2 separate regions of the Mus musculus genome follow, and region 2 is linked to region 1. Evidence: chromatin loops called from intact Hi-C (ENCODE). Cell type or tissue: left cerebral cortex. All regions are shown on one strand. Links, peaks and the distances in the headings refer to the core of each region. The heading gives the core; the rest is flanking DNA.

The links. Peaks named below come from ENCODE experiments on the same cell type or tissue, not always from the same donor. Only the 100,000 strongest peaks of a DNase experiment are listed, where the experiment ranks them.
Region 2: it touches region 1 in a loop (4-fold over the local background); 7 of 42 quality-filtered maps call a loop at or near these places.

The regions. Positions count from the first base shown.
Region 1 is chr2:6,867,965-6,876,295 of GRCm38, forward strand. The region is part of intron 1 of Celf2 (CUGBP, Elav-like family member 2); the gene reads right to left. Among named protein-coding and RNA genes, the nearest start is that of Celf2, 13 kb to the right of the region's middle. In left cerebral cortex, for the core only: no CTCF peak of the experiment used is centred there; DNase peaks (open chromatin) are centred at 3,624, 4,589, 5,001 and 7,466; H3K4me3 peaks cover 7,055 bases; H3K27ac peaks cover 7,606 bases.
Region 2 is chr2:6,717,317-6,725,647 of GRCm38, forward strand. It overlaps Celf2 (CUGBP, Elav-like family member 2), which reads right to left. Exons shown (of 14, transcript NM_001110228.1): 2 at 4,101-4,297. Among named protein-coding and RNA genes, the nearest start is that of Celf2, 160 kb to the right of the region's middle. In left cerebral cortex, for the core only: a CTCF peak has its summit at 3,525; DNase peaks (open chromatin) are centred at 3,932, 4,285, 4,811, 6,493 and 1 more place; H3K4me3 peaks cover 1,680 bases; H3K27ac peaks cover 2,255 bases.

The DNA.
Region 1 (8,331 bases), core at 237-8,236:
ATACCTAGGGAATAAAAATATGTCCCTCCCCTGAAGAAACAAAGCTTTCCAACAATAAAACTATAAGTTTGAAATAATGACTTTGTAAACTTGGGTGAAGTTCAAATTTGGAAGTAAACCACAGCAATGACTTATTAATTTAGCCCCTTAAAACATGCTGAAAGTATAACATTTCCTATTTAAATGCTAATAAGGGATGCTTATGGATTGTTGTTGAACATTTATGAGAGTGTGGTTCTTTTTGTTTGTTTTTTAAATTCCTTATAATGACCTCAGATCCCTGTTATAAATACTACCTTCAATTTCTGCACAATATGTGTACTTAACATGTGCTAGTTGTATGCACACTCATATGTGACAGATTTAGCATATCAAAACATTACCTGTTTTGTAGGAACTGAATGAGTGTTAACTTGAAAGTAAACACACACACACACACACACACACACACGGTTAAAAAGAAATTAAAAGTTTTGTGATTTATGTAAAATAAAAAGACTTCATTCTTCAAAGGCCAAATAGTGCTATTATAACTGTTAGAGGAGGAAAACACACTCCAAGGTAGAAAGCATCATCCCATGAAATCTTAATTACTAGGTGCATATCTGAAAATCCTATCTCCTTTTTATCTTGTCTTTCAAGGCTCTTGTTTTCCTAGTTCACTGCATCTCATCAACAAATGCTGGAGCAATCTCAATGCAGCACATCACAATTAAATAGCAAGACTTAGCAATTACAGTAATACCTCTGCCCAGATCAAAGATAACATCCCCACTCCTGAAGCTACGTGGCAAGAGCTTTTAGTGTCAGAAGGCAGGCAGCTGGTAGTGAAGTAAGCACTGTTAACTGAAGAGCCCACCACAATGTGCTCTGAAAGTCTCCAGGACAGAGCTGTCTACATGAGCAGCTCTTCTGTCAGAGCTTCATCTTAGCCTCCCTTCAGGACCATTATGGAGCTGGAGAATAAATGTCCGTAATCTTGTCATTTTCCACGTAAACTTTAAAAGCCATACAAAAGATGGGGAGAAAGTTCCAAAATGCTTTCCATCTTCATCTTGCTGGTAAACTTCAAAAAGTTTAGTGTATATTCTCATTAGTCACTTAGTTAATAAACGTACGCAGTAATCTGAGTTTGAATCAGAAACGAGAGCGTGTATAGCGATCCTAAACAGGTGACACATTATTCTTATATGATACAACTTTGGTTTTTAAGCATTTTCTGTACAAGAGGAACACTATGTAACCTTTAGACCCACCATGATGTCTAGAGAGCATATAAATCAGGCTCCCTGGTACACAGTAGCCATGCAGTTTTTACTTTTGCAGAAACAATAATGACTTTGCCTCCGGGGGCCAGTCCTACTGCCCTGTAAGAGGTTTAGCGTTAACAATGATGACCCCAAGAGTGCCTTTCAGTGGACTCATACACGGATAAATAATGTTTTTGCCTGTTATCAACAAGCAGATGAATTTCCCAAGTTTATTACAGTCAGGATGGCTTATTTTCTTTACAACTACTTACTGAATGTGAAAAGAATGGATTTCATTTTATCACTAACTTCCTAGCCTTCTAACTCTGTAAATCTAAAGACTGATATTAATAATTTCCAAGCTACATTTTCACCTGTAGTTTCTTATTTCTAAGCCTTTATATATTGGTTCTGTTAAAAAAAAGAAAAGCAAAAGATAAGAGACTCTCTAAATGTATCACTAATGAAATAAAACAAAGAAGAAACACTCATTGCCATTCTCAATAAAACCAAACGCCCCAGTCTAAAACAGAATTTAAAAATCAGTTCCTATTTTCATTACACTTTGCTATGAGTGTATAATAACACACAAAAATAAAACTCTAACAGTCAATATTATTTAAAATGCTTATTTCCTTTTACAGTTTTCTTACTGAATGTTTAAAATCCCCAAAATGTGAAGCATATGTTATAGCAATTCTATATCACTACAGAGCCTTAAATGATCTGGGCTCTTTAAACACTGGATGGCTCGTGGGGCCATCAAGCGTAATAATTCATCTCAACAGCTATTTGTTCATCTGCCTGGAGGACTCAAACATATTACATCTTGCAAACTTATCTAATATATTCCTGTGGGAAAACGCCATTGAGAAAATATGTTCTGCTTTAGAAAATCAACACCAGAAAAGCTCCTATGCTTTATTTAAACTCCTTTTATGAACAGGCCAATATCTAACAGACACCATTTTAGGCCACATGGTAATATACCACCCATGGCAACCAGTCCCCCGAACAATAAATCCACATAGCTATCTTCTTCTGTGTCCAAATACGGCTATAAAAGACACCGCCTAGGTGGGTTTCAAGCATTTTAAAAGCTATGATCTCATTCATATACCTCTGGCCCCCAAACACAATCTCTAACATGACTTAATCACACACTCTTGTGGAAAATATGTCTCAAGTGTTCCCAGGACAGGGGAGATGTACAACAGTTATCTTGAAAACAAACAAGAACGGGATCGTTTGCAAATTTCCTTTTTCTTAGTTCATTTAAGCAATAGCTGTCAAACACTGAAACAGTCTGGGATTGACTCCAAAGGCTATCGTTTGGAAATCATGAACTTTTGGAAGAAAAGTGGGGTAGAAGTCATATTAAGATTCATATTTAAAAAAAGAAAAAAACCCAAAACTCCATGGCTGAGATACAAAGGCTCCTTTCAGAGCTAAGAGTCTGAACAAACCACATTCATCTACCAAATGAAAAGGAGGAATTAAATTTTCATAATCCATAATTTAATTGACAAGAGACTACATCTTTCAGAGGTCATTAATGCTTTAAATTCATAGAGCATCCACTAGTTAGATATATTATGTCACTTATGTAGCAGGTGACCATAAATTTCTAGTCATTAATCTGACGCCCTGATTCACCCCTAACATTCTAGAACATCACACTACCTATCAGATAAAACCATAGAAAAACAGGGAAGACTTACAAAGTAACTCATGTGCAGAAAGGGATTGTGTGTGTGTGTGTGTGTGTGTGTGTGTGTGTGTAAGATTTGGATTTTAAGAGGAGGACAGGATAGAGATCTCTTAAAACCATCATGAGAATATTACTAACCAAGATTAATTTTTCAGAGGAAAATGCCAAAAGGGGATTCGACATTTTAATTTGTTATCTGATTAACTCTGAGATAGTGAGTGAGCCTGTGTCCACTCAAGTTAGCAGCCCTAAGATCGACTGAAAAGACAATATATATTTAACAGATTCTATTATCCTTATCTCCCACTTGATTTTTTTTTTTTTTTTTTAATTCTTGGACGTCAATAACTGGCCATTGCGGAGTTTCTCAAGATTCTCAACTCATAATACTTAGCATACCAAAAAAGAATCTAGTATTACAGGGGAAAGTTTGCTGCCAGGGAAATGGGTCATAAAGCCTGGAAGAGTAACATAGGGTGCCAGAAAGCATATGGATGCGAAGTCTCACAGCGGAGACAGCAGGAAAAATTTGTACATCATTTAACCAACGGCAGCACCCTCCCCCACTAAATCTGATACATTATCAAATGCCTCACTTGACAAGAGAATTACATACATCCCATGTCTCAGGAGGACACAGACTTTCCCATCTTGCTCTGGCAATCTCTTTTCTATTTAGGGTTTCTTTACATAACATGCCTGAAATACAAGTGGATCCCACTGAGATCCCTGAGCTAGAGAGAGAAAAACTTCCCTAGGAAGACAGACCAGCCAGATAAAAAATTACATATAGTTTCCTTTCCTCGCGGATCTCAGCCCTCTACTTGTCCCAATAACCACTCGATCCTAGTTTGACGACACGTAAAACCACCAGAATCACATTAATTATTAAATCACAGACTACCTATCAGACAAAACCATCCCGATTACGTAAAAATCACCTCTAATTTCCACACGCGAGTACACCTGGCTAGTTTTAAAGCCCTTAAGGGTGTGTAATTATCCTCCTCCTCTCTCTTTCTCTCGCTCGTCCTCCGCTCCCATCTCAGGAATGAGTGCGAGAGCCAGGGCTGTTCCGCCGGGCCACCCCGCATTTCCAAAGGCACGAGCGTGCAAGGCAGCACGCGCCCGCCCCGCCCCGGACCCCGCGCCCCGCGCCCCGCCGGCCGGTCCGCCCGCAGGACGCCGCGCCCAGCTCGGGGGCCCGGGACGCCGCGCGACCTCTCGCGGGTCCTGTCCCGCCAGCCCCACGCCGGCGCGCCCGGGGAAGGCTGGCCGCTCACCCCGCTCTCCCGCTCGCCCCGCTCGGCCCTGCGCCGTCCCAGCCGCGTCCTCTGAAGAGAAGACGCGGAGGGGAGGCGGCCGCTGCCTCTGAGGAGACGACGCCCCACTCTCGGCCGCGCGGCCCCCTCGGGCCCTCGGCCACTCACATTCTGTCAGCAACGAGCAGGCGGCCCTCGACCATCATGTCCGGGAGGAAATCCAGCTTGAAGGCAGAAGTCATGTTCTCGGCGCACGCAGCGGCGGCGGCGGCGGTAGCGGAGGCGGCGGCGGCGGCAGCGGCGGCGGCGGCGGCGGGGGGCTGTGCGCGCGTCCGAGCGGCCGCGGGCGGCGCGAGACAGGCAGGGACAGGTGCGCGCGGCCTCCCCGGGCGGCCGCCGAAGCGGGCACTTGTCACATTCTCTCCCTCGCGCGCTCCACCAATCCCCTCCGCGAGCCGGCGCCGGGGCGGCCTGGCTGCCGAGCGCCAGGTGCGGCGGGCGGGGGCGGAGCTCCCGGGGCGGCCGCTCCACGCTTAACCCCTGCGGGCCCGCCCGCCCGGCTCGCCCGGCCTCTGCGCACGGCCCCACGGGCCCCGCGCGCCGAGCTGCGGTCGCCCTGGCCCGCTCGCCGCCCGGTTCCCACGGCCACTCGGAGAGCGAAGCGGCTGGGGACCGGCATCGCACGCGACCTCCGCGCCCCCACCCCAGGGTGAGGCTGGGCCGGCCGCCCCTGGGGTGCTGCTCTCTATCTATCTGCTCCAGAGGAAGTAACTGTCTTTGGGCGCAGTGGCCCGAGTGACACACTGGAGGACAACCGTGCAGCCTTTGGTATCTACTTAAACACTGAGAAAGAAAAGGGCCTTAAGATGACGAACTGTCACAGATACCATTGCTTTCAAAAAGAAGAGTGCAACGCAAAATTGCCATTTCCTATTATTTAGGAATTTAGGATTTGTGGTAAGGGGTACTAAGTAATTGAGAGAAAAGCGAACAGATGCTTAGCAAAAGTTTTCAACGTTTATAACGGGGCTTATTGTCCTTGTTGTTTGGCTGTTTGGGTGAAAGCAAACTTTTCAGTGTAGCCACATGTATCTTTAAATTTCTGTTCTAAGTAAACATTGTAAATGACATACCAGAAACTATAGTTTACTCTTTGAGGTAAAAATCTTTTTTATTCTATCTTCAAATGACATGGTTTGAACTTTGAAGTAATGTATATGTATACACTTAAGAATATGCATGTATATACATACTAACACTGACATCGGATGTATATAAATTTATGGTTTTATTTGAAATTTTATGTCTACTCTATTCTGTTGTTATTCTAAAGAAAGCAGAATATTGTACTAAGGACCTGGGTTTTCCCTCACAAATGAAGGCAGGCCTGGATTATGGTAGCTAAATGGTTAAATAACTAAGTAAACAATTGTTAAATTTATCAGACATGATAGAAAGAAAAGATTCACATTTTCCTCACCAATCTCTGTGTGACAGTGAGCACTGTCCTTGGAGATTATAAGACAAAATTGTAAATCCAGATAAGTCAGTGAGCAATATGGAGTAACAGGCCTATGCCATTCAGTTAAATCCACACAAACAACTGTAATTAACTAGAACTTCCTTCTTCAACTGGCTTTTAGCCTCCTGACTGCAAGGTTGGAAGATGGGAGCGCTGATTAACTTTCAGTTTTTAAATATTGCCTTTCTGGAGGAGTCAGGTCCCAGCTTAGAATCACTTGACAGACAATTGCATCAAAAATGAACTATTAGATCAAAACCATACCCAAGTGTTTCCTCCAAATTCTAATCTGTTTCTACTCCTTATCAAGCCATTGCCAACTAATTTTGAAATTCTCTTACTGATGTAGCTAGCTGGATAACTGAAGACAAATCTTGACAATTCTAGACTATTATACACTATTTACATAAATCCTGAATGCATAGAATGAGTTGGCCATGTAAATGAGCTAAATACCTAATAAAAAATGGGAAAAAAAAAAAAGAATTGAGTTGGCCAGATAGTAAATTTGAGACCGAACGAACAGAGCCAGCCTCCAAAACAAACACAACCACACAGAAAAGCATCAGCTACAGAAATAAAGCTCCGTGTGTACCTATATCCTATAAGGCAGAAATGCTTCATCGACATACACACTTGTAAAATATTTATTTTCTCTTTAATTGCATGTGAATTAGTCAGAGGAAGCTGTAGGGAAGCCCTCTTACTGACTTAAGCCTTCTCAGCAGTTTGTTAAATTCTAGCCTCAAATCCCTTGAGGCAATAGTGGATTCAAAGCAGCTTTTAATCATACTATAAGGAGGGTGAAGGAGGATGTAAGTAGGTCATAGGCAGAGAATTACAAGTGCATAGGTTATTGCCTTATTTAACAACTACTGTGTAGCATGCTTTTCAAAGCACATTTCCGTTTGCCATTTGAAGTTAGAAGCAAAACGAGGGTCAAAAATAAAATAGAACCACACTACATGGAATATGGTGATGTGAACCTGGAAAAGCTCACAGAGTGTAGCTGGGTTTAAACACTCTGGCTGGCAAATACACAGATGATGGCGTGGCTGCATAGGCACCTGATGGAGAAGCAGCAGGGGAGGCAAAATGTTCGTCCTCCCCCACTTGCCAGGTATTCATAAGTCGCCCACTGACAGCGTTGGTTTCTAATGTCTGTTCAGCTTCTATAATCACACCACGTTGTCCACTTCTGAAAATCAACTTAAACGTAAAAAATAAAAATACACAGCTAAAGAGCTTTGAATGAAAAGCTTCAGTTTCTCTTTTTACCACTTTGGCCAAAAGGGGAAAAACACACTCACCCCCAACCCCAGAACAACTCAACAAAGCTTCTTTTTAAATCTCCATAGAGCAGTGAGCCTTCAGGTATCACGTGTGGGCAGTTTAAATTAACTGGCAGACCACAGCTTCACCGGGCCACAATTGAGCACTCGGGTTCAAGGAAGAGCGATTTTTAAAGCCAACGATCTTATCGAGAGCGATGAAAGGGGACATTAGTGGGGTCTCTCTCTGGTGGACAAGAACTAGTTGGTGATACCACCTTGTGCAGACATCCCTGGGGACCAGGCATAGGAACAATGAAGTTTCCTCATAGTTTTAGCTCCACTGGAACAAAACCTTAAGCTCGTCTCTGCCCCATCCCCCTACCTCCCCTAATTGTCTCCTTTTTTTAATCAACTTGCTATTCATTTCCCAAACAAAAGGCAATTCAAGAATTGGAAGCACTTCAAGGGAAAGTTTCTGAATGACCTCATTTTACATGCGGCTTTCCAAGGCAGGCAGTGCGCTGTGCTGTTTCAGCTCCACTTTCCCTCCTCAGCATCCCATACTGTTGTGTCCAGTGGCCATTGTCTGAGCACTGAATTATCACCAGGGTTAAAAGCAAGCGTCCCTCGATAAAACAGGGTGCTAATAACGCATCTCACGTAAAGTGTGCATCCTTGAAATGGAAGAGTCCTCTTCCTTCCACCCACTCACGGAACCGGAATACATTCCACTAGCTATGAATCTTTCAACTTTTTCTTGTTGTTGTTGTTGGTTTTTGCAAAATGGATACTTGCATCTGAAACTGAGACCTGACAGCTCATTAATGTTCATAATAAAAGAAGTTTTGTTTTTGTCTGCAGATAACTTTATATGGCTTGAGACAAATTTCTATATTTTATTAATCCTGTTCTTAGCTTCCCACATAATTGTACCTTTAAAAGCACTGGCCATCAGTAATTAACAAAGATGTGTTTGTGTTGTTCACTGGACTCCAAAATCCCATTTATGAGTATTTTTTTTTTACTTTCCTCGCTATTGGCTACTCAACACAAACCAAAGGCCAAAATATCTTTTCCCTATCACACTTTTGGATTCAAATTTTATTAACATAGTTGTTTCAGTTTTAAAAAAAGAAAACAACAACAACAACAAAAAACAAATAAAAGCAAGCCCAGTGTGCTCAGAGCCATTTGGAACAAGAAATGTAGGCCCTATTATGGGATTTTTTTAAAGGGATATTAACTAGTCTATCTCCTTAGAGAACAGCTTCTACTGACATTGTGCAGTCATGTGTTGTTGTTAGGTCCCCCC
Region 2 (8,331 bases), core at 78-8,077, 150 kb before region 1:
TACTACAAAGACGCTCTAAAACCTGGCCCTATCCTATAAATTCTTAGCTTTGTGATTTTCCTTTTTTCTATTTCATTTCAGACTATGCTCTGCCCCTCTATCCATCTCTCTCCCTCTCTAAATTATGCTAAATTAAGTCCATCCACTTGTAACATTTAATATCAACTCTATTTACTAAAATTCCATTAGTGGTTTTAAATTTTGTTTAAGATGCTTCCTTTTCCTGTATCTCATAAAAATAAAATTCATTTCTTTCTTCTGTGAACTCTAATTTCAGTATGTATATCTTCTTTTCTAGTTACTATTATCTCATTCTTTTATTGTAGTGATCCATGTGTTTACTTTATTGTTTTGCTTAGATTTTAAGTTTTTAAAAGACAGTTATGATAAAGATTAACAATTAGAATAATAATCTCTTATATCAGGTTCCTACCGTATTCCAGCATGGCTATCACTAACTCAGCATTCTATGAGGACTGTCCCCATTATTTTGATATGACTAACAGAACTGCCCAGTGAAATACCTAAAGAGAATCAGAGCCAGGAAGTGGATTTATGCATGTCTGGTTTTACAGGCCATGTTTTACCCACTCTGTACTATTTCTTATCATCTGTAGAAGTGGCAGATAACCATGGAATAAAATACGCTCCTCTTGGGCTGAGGAGATGGTTCAGTGAGTAAACCACTTGCTATACAAATATGAGAATCTGAGTTCAGCTCTGCAGATCCATGGAAAGCCAAGTGTAGTAGCACACATTTGTAACTGGAACATTCCTACATAGAGATGAGAGGAAAGACAGCCTCCAAAAGGCGGCTTCCAAAGTGTGTCTGGCACACACTGGAACAAAGAAGAAAGAGATCAAACAAGGTGGAAGGCAAGGCCTGACACCTAAGGTCATCCCCAGGTCTCCACAGGGGTGTTCTCACATGTCTGTACACAAACATGTACACAAATAAAATGGGGGTTTTAAAACGTTCCTCTTAACTCTTAAAAGGGTAGGACAGTCTACTTAGAGTTCCTAGTTTCTGAATCTGCTTGAATAATGCATCTGTAAGAAAGAGGAAGAAGAAGAGGAAGAGAAGGGGGAAGAGGAGGAAGAAGGAGAAGAGGAGACAGAGGAGGAGGAAGAGGGAAAAAAGAAGAAGAAACAGACAGCTTACACTTCAACTCTTACAGAATGAAAACAGGGTAAAGCTTTTACTCCTCAAGATTAAAGAGAACATAGGATGCAAAGAAAAGAAAACTCTAACTCACCTGGATTAAAGAGTAGTGTAACTTTTGCCTCTTTCCTTGGAACCATCAAGGCCAATGAGGCAATGAATCAAGGCCATCCAAAAGCCTTGCTTAGGTAATTTAAACCACATTTAAACAAAGCCTCCAGTAATTCTAGTTTTTGAGGATCTGGCATCAATACTGTGTAAACATGGTAACTGTACTCTGCTGACAGAGTCAAAATCAATGTAAATTTGGGATTCAGTTTTACATATAAACAGGTAAAATTATATGTGGTATACACGAATACTGATGCAAAGAAAATGGTAGCTATTGTTTTCTATATGTAAGTACCTAAGAACTGTTTGCCTCTGAGAACAATGTCATTACAGGGCCCAAGTCCCATCACAACAGAGATGTCTGTATAACAGAAACCCTTTCAAGCCTTGGCTGACAGCCCCTATATCTCAAGCAATATTTAATCTGAGACTTCAATTCACAGGAATAGAAACTGACCTGTATTTCCAAAGGTAAGATTTGAATGATTTCATCTCTAACTCCTATTCCATGATACTATGAGTTGGAGGGATGTACAATCTAAACCCATGAGTACAAAAACTAAACACAAAGGCAGAAATGAAACCATTAGTGCTCTTAAAGGGAGATACCCAGTCTTTTTACTTGAGGACACTTAGCTATGAAAATGAAGCCATGAAATGAAGCAGATGATGCTTTTGCTTCTTTTTAATCTCATCTCACTGAGAGACAAAACAGTTAAGCTTCGGAAGACTGGTGAACAGTGTCCAGAGAGTTTCTACTAGCTGGGAAAACCGGGCTCCATTTCCTAACTTTTATCGGCCTGGGCATTCTCATCTGTAAACTGTGACTGATACTATCGACCTTCAAACTTTTGGTAAAAGCTAAATGGAAGATATATAAAGCACTCAGTAGAGGGTCTGATGTAGTGCACATGCACCCCAGAGTCCCTGTATTTAGTTTCTCTCCCTCTTCAAAAGCTTGACCTTCTTAATTACATAGAAAAACCAGTGAACAGAAGTTGAGGAAATATATAGTCTCAAATGTCGTCTGGATAAAGGTATTGCTCAAAGGAGCACAGAACCAAGCCATACATAAAATATACTTGCCTGGGAGAAAGGTCTAGGGACCAATGTAAGATACACATACTCAGAAGATATAAAGCGAGTAATCTGGAATCATAGCCACAGTTGACTTCTGGGTATTTTGCCACTCAGCCTTTTGAAAAAGGCCAATAAAGCCAATATCAGTGTTCCATTTTCCTAGGTGAGGATGCAGATTGCCTGCTGCTGTAACTATCTTCTTTTGGGTACTACTTTAGGTAAAGGAAAAGGACTTATTTAAAAACTAATTAGTCCAGAACCATGCATTATGCTGTCTCTCTTATGTAGGATAGTATGGAAATATTACAGTGTACTCCTAATTTCTTTGTGTGGAAAACATGTAAATATTCACAAAGGTTTCTAACATAATTCTGATTTCTGTGGTTTTACATTTTACTGATTTTAGATGTTAGAGCCTACTTATCTAATTTTATTCTTTGTAGGTACAACATTCCAGTCTTTTTAAAACAGCCATAGTGTTAAAGGTTATGTTCGGGGGGAGACTACTTTATTAACAAAATGTGAAGGTGGGTTTGTCTACCTTTACAAGTCTTTGGGCTTTTAAATTCCTTTAAAAAGCTTCCCAAAGCCCATTAACCCTCAGTACCATAGAGAACAGGAGATAGCTCAGCATTTCACAGAATTACAGAATATTAGCCTTAAACTTTTCTTATTCTTTTATTTTTAAAAGGCTCAGAAAAAGTGAAAGGTAAGGTTCGTGTGCCTAACTAAATAGCACACACAAGCTAGAAGAGGGGCTCCCTCTTACAAGATGCACATAAAAATAAACCAACAAGCTGGACAGAAATAGTAAAGCCCAGAGAAAAAGCAACTGTGATATCCTTAGGAAAGAGGCCTGAGAAGAGAGATGAAAAAAGAACGAAGTCACTAAAGCAAAAACGTTAAAATAGCAACAGAAACCAAGTGGTAGCAGTAGGAGTCTATACAGAGCCGACAATGACAATGTAGGACTTAAAAACACAGAAGCATCAACCAAATTCTTGGCCTCTATTTCAATAATTACAACCTCCACCCAATCCCCATTATCTTAAAATGGAGGCAGTAACAAGCATCAAACTTTGCCCTTTGATCTTACCTCTGATAAGGGTGCAAGCCTTGACTATTCTGAAGATGTGTTAACTACCTATGCCACCAGGGCACTAACCCTTGTTCCAGCAGGCACAGTTCTCTTAATGATCTCTGCTGCCTCAAAGAATGGGCATCTGTCCTCAAGGTGAACCCTTTCTCTATCCCACCAGTGGCACTGCACTGTTTTGCAGGTCATTTCAAGGTCTCTACAGGCTATAGAAAAGGGTAATATACTTGTGATTACATGAGAAGTCATGAAAAGGTAGCATTGAAAGAGTTAGCTCCTGAAGTACAAGACTAAGAAATACTGTTCCTTAAAGAAGCACCAACTCCGCCCAGAGATCACATTGCTTAGAACGTGACCTCATAGGAGCAATCAGGAGACCATAAAAAGCTGGGCAGCTTTCCTGCCCTCCTTCTTGAGTCCCACCTGTCCCAGCAGGCGGGAATTCTGGGAGGAGCCCTGAGGCACAGCCAGAACACCAGGGCCGGCAGCACCAGCTGCTCTCAGCCTTGCTGCCCTCCCTTCCTCCCTCCCTCCTGCCCTGCGTACTGATGGTTCCAAGATATCTAGGCAGCTCAGGGGTGCCCACCGCAGTCACTAAGCCCACCCTGACGCCTGAGTGACCCTACCCCATGCGCCACATGCTTTTTGTACCTTTACTCTGGGGAGGGTTCTGACTCCGGTCCCGGAGGACGTTGATCTGGTAGACAGCTCCATAAGGCTCAAAAAGTTCTTTCAGCTCCTTTTCCGACCAGGACCTAGGGATCTGTCCGACAAACATCTTAATGGCATCTGGGTCTGGCTGGTCTGAATGATCCAAAGCTCCGTTCATCTTGTTGGCTGTGCCGTTACTGTCAAAAACGGAACCAGGAGCCAGAGTTAGGGCTTCAGGGTGAAGGACAGGAAGAAAAAATAGTGGGGGTTGGGGGTGAGGAGGCGGAAAGAGGAAGAGGAGCACAGGGGAAAGTGCCTAATGAGTCGTAGAAATTTGATGAAGTAAAACAAAGCAGAGGCACCATTAGGTTGCTTCTGAGCAGCAGCGCGATGCTTTCACTGCAACTGCTGCTGTTCAGCATCGACTCCGGAGCACAGGGCAGTGACTGGCCGCCTGTCACCCAGGGCATGGGCATCTCAGAACCCAGGCTTGGGAGGCAGCTGCAAGTTAAGTGCAGGTCTCAATTGGCAAGGCTGCCATCAACACATCACAAATCAGCAGCATTATCAGCTCGGCACTGGTTATCCCTGAGAAAGAAAGGCTGAGCTGGATTTCTCACCCTCTTCCCCCATTCCCCGCCCTTTTTCAGAGGTTTTGGAAGAGAGGTGGTAATAATAAAGTCACATGGAAAGAAAATGAAACACTTGGCAGTCCATCAGATGACTAATGCAAGATGCTGGTGATGAATTTGCAGAGTGCGAGAGGCATCCATGTGTGCATCAAATTAGTACGTTGTTGCTGCTCAGAATGGAAAGCGCTCCAGCTATGCAGCTCAGTGCAGCTGATTGGCTGCTTGCACTGGAGAAAAGGGCCAGAGCATGGGGGGGGGGGGGAGGCTCCCCTTTAAAAAGCACATTGTTTATGGGACCCAAGCACAAAGGGCTTAATTCAGAGAGGCAAAAGTGATCTCAGAATTGCCTGCTTTGTGTTGGGGAAAAAATACACCACAGAAAGTTGAGTTCCCACTAAAGGACACTGAATATTTCAAATCTTTCACACTCCATAAATTGTTCTCTGTATATCTGACTTCCAGATGTTGCACTTAAGTTCTAAACAATCACACGTTTGGGAAAGAGAAGAAAAAGGTCTGCTTTTCTTCCCCTAGCTTCAGTAAATATTTGGGGTGGATACAAAGAATAAGAATAAGGCATAAGCCTTTATATGTCTTCCTATCATTTCCCAGACCCAAATCTGGGAGAGAATACTTGTCACAAGTCTGATATGATAAAGTCATTTCTTTTTACCTGGGGCTACCCCTCTGACAATAAAGCAAGCCAAATACCCTTTCCTGATAAACCCCCCCCCCCCCCCCAACTAACACACTGTCTATACCCCAGGTCTTCTCTTTAGAATGCTAAATGCTTCTGAAGATGCCCTTCTTAGTTTACTTCATCAGTCTGTGGAAATGCAAAGAGCCGGACAAGTGCAAAGCCAGCAGCCCAGGAGCTGCAGCCTTTTAAGCAGGCGACCACTGCACTAGTTAAGCATGTCAGAAAGAAGAAACACTAAGCAGGTGTGATTTCACTGTCGCCTCAGAGAAATACCAAAAATGCACTAGAAAAAGATCTAAAGCAGAGAGAGTTCCTTATTTTGTTGCCAGAAACAGACAAACAAAAAGAACACTTTAAAGATGCTGCAGGTCTAAACTCATTAGACTTGAGTGCCCCCGCCCCTTAAAGCATGTCTGCACTCTTTAGCATGGGAAAAACTGGGAGCTTTGGAAGGCAGTTCCTGAATTTGAGGACATAGTGAAAAGTCTGTCACATTCACACAGACCACCTCCTCCCCCAAAAGCTAAGCTCTTGTAGAACGAAAAAAAAAAAAAAAACCAAAAAACAAAAAAACCCCAAAAAACTCAATTCAGATTAATTCAGAGAGGCAATGATGTCAGACCCTCTTCAGTAGGTGTTGCTTTGATCTCTACATCTCTACCACCTCCCCATGTGACCACTTTGTTTTTTAATCACTGAAGTAACATGATACATTTTTACAGCATTCACTAATCGATCTTATTGTTATAAAAATGCTCTACAGAGTAAAATATTGAATGCAAAAATTTTTTTAACAATTCAGGTATAATACAATGCTTGTTTATATTAGCCTAGACCATTTATCTTGCTCTCATGCACCTATCTTATTTCCCATCACTGAGAATTCAATAAACAATTTAGCCTGTGGAGCTGTGATGGCACAAGGTGGAGGTGGCTCAGCTCTTTGCAGTAGAGGATACCATGTCTATAGCACTTTGAATGCTGAGAATGTGGCAAGATTCACTTTTGGGACAGGAAGGACTCGTGGTTACTGCTGTTGACAACCAGCTAAATGAGAAGAGGAAGGTATTGCCACAAGTCTAAGCTAACAGAAAGCAGAAGTTGGACAATGACTCATATAGAGCAAGAGTTAGACTGCAGTACAGTTGTCTAATATCTAAACAAGAGTTCTGGAGTAAGCACTAACTAATGCTCACATCACAAATGAACATTCCTTTTATGTTTTCCCAAATAACAGAAACTAACGGAATCAAAGAAGGAAGGAAGCTGCCCAGAGCTCCTTTGGCCTTTCTATAGTAGAAAGTGCTTACTTCATGTCTCCCAGTTGGTTGTCCAACCTAACACCTTGGACCCCTTACCATTCAAAGGGCAAACACATGGGCTCTGTACTCGGACATCATAGCTTTCTACTGTGCTACTTTGAGCTTCAGATCCTTCATCTATAAAATGGCAACAACAGATAACACCTCATAGAGGCACATAGCCTAGAATGTTCTATAAATGTCTTGCTATTCTCACTGTGAATGCACTTCCTTTACATACTCACCACAAGTAATCACCATAATTCTATTTTTTACTTAAAAATTCTTTTGGTGTAAATCCAAACATGACTCATATCTTTAGTAATAATAGTATCTTATATATACCAATACTACACTATGTACATTACTTTTTTAAAAATTGGCCTTGGTTCTTTTTGTTTGTGTGTGTGTGTGTGTGTGTGTGTGTGTGTGTGTGTGTGTTTTCAGTCTTACTTTGTAGACTTGGCTGTCTGGCCTGAACTGGCTATATAGAACAGCCTGACGTTGAACTCACAGAGATCTGCTTGCTTCTGCTTAACAAGAGCTAGGATTCCATGGTGAACAACCACATCTGGCAGTGATTTACATTTTTTTTTCTTTTCTTGGTTTTTCGAGACAGGGTTTCTCTGTGTAGCCCTGGCTGTCCTGGAACTCACTTTGTAGACCAGGCTGGCCTCGAACTCAGAAATCCGCCTGCCTCTGCCTCCCAAGTGCTGGGATTAAAGGCATGCGCCATCACTGCCCGGCTACATTTTTAATCATTAAGACAACCCTATGAGAAAGTAGTTTTTCAAATGGCAACATCTGAGAAATAAGTTCCCTTCCTAAGGATACCAGATTATGAACTATAGTTAGAATCCAAATCTATGCCCCTGGGTCCCAAACTGCAAAGTATTTCTAATCCACCATGTGGCTAAACATTCGGTACAGTATGGCTTGAATGGAGTAAAGACAGCTCAAAACAAATCAAAGACAAATTCCAAAGCAAGTCTTACTGGGTTTCTTGAATCACACTCCCAAATAAAAACAGGAATGCTGGAAAAATGTACACACACCACTCCTCTATCTCTGGGAAACAAGCTGCAAACCACCCAGTTTATGAGCCTTTAAGGCTGCTTTGAAACCCACATCTTCTCAATTACCACATAAGAAGATCACCATCTGTCCAGAGCCTTTCTTCTCTACTTCTAGAAAGTCACTCGGATGAGTAGCTGCCACGTATCCTTTTTTATATCCCTTTTTGTCTGCCATCTTGCAAATGATCATTTGGAAAGTGTACAATAATTCTGTCTGTAGGAAAATGTAGTCATATAGTATACACTAAAACCACCACCAAACACTCCCAATCGAAAACATTTATTTTGGCTATTCATATGACAGTGACCCTCTTATTATTACTGCATCTTGGTGTATAATAATTTTGCTAACTTTGTTTTAATACACTTTAACTTCTCCTTTGGACTGAATCTTTTCTCTTGGCTGAAGAATATTTCTTTTGGAAATCTGGTGACTTCAGTTCTCATGTGGCTGTAGGGACAGAGACTTCCGAGTTAGCCAAAGATCATGTGTTAATCATGTTTTAAGTTAAGCTTTTGGGG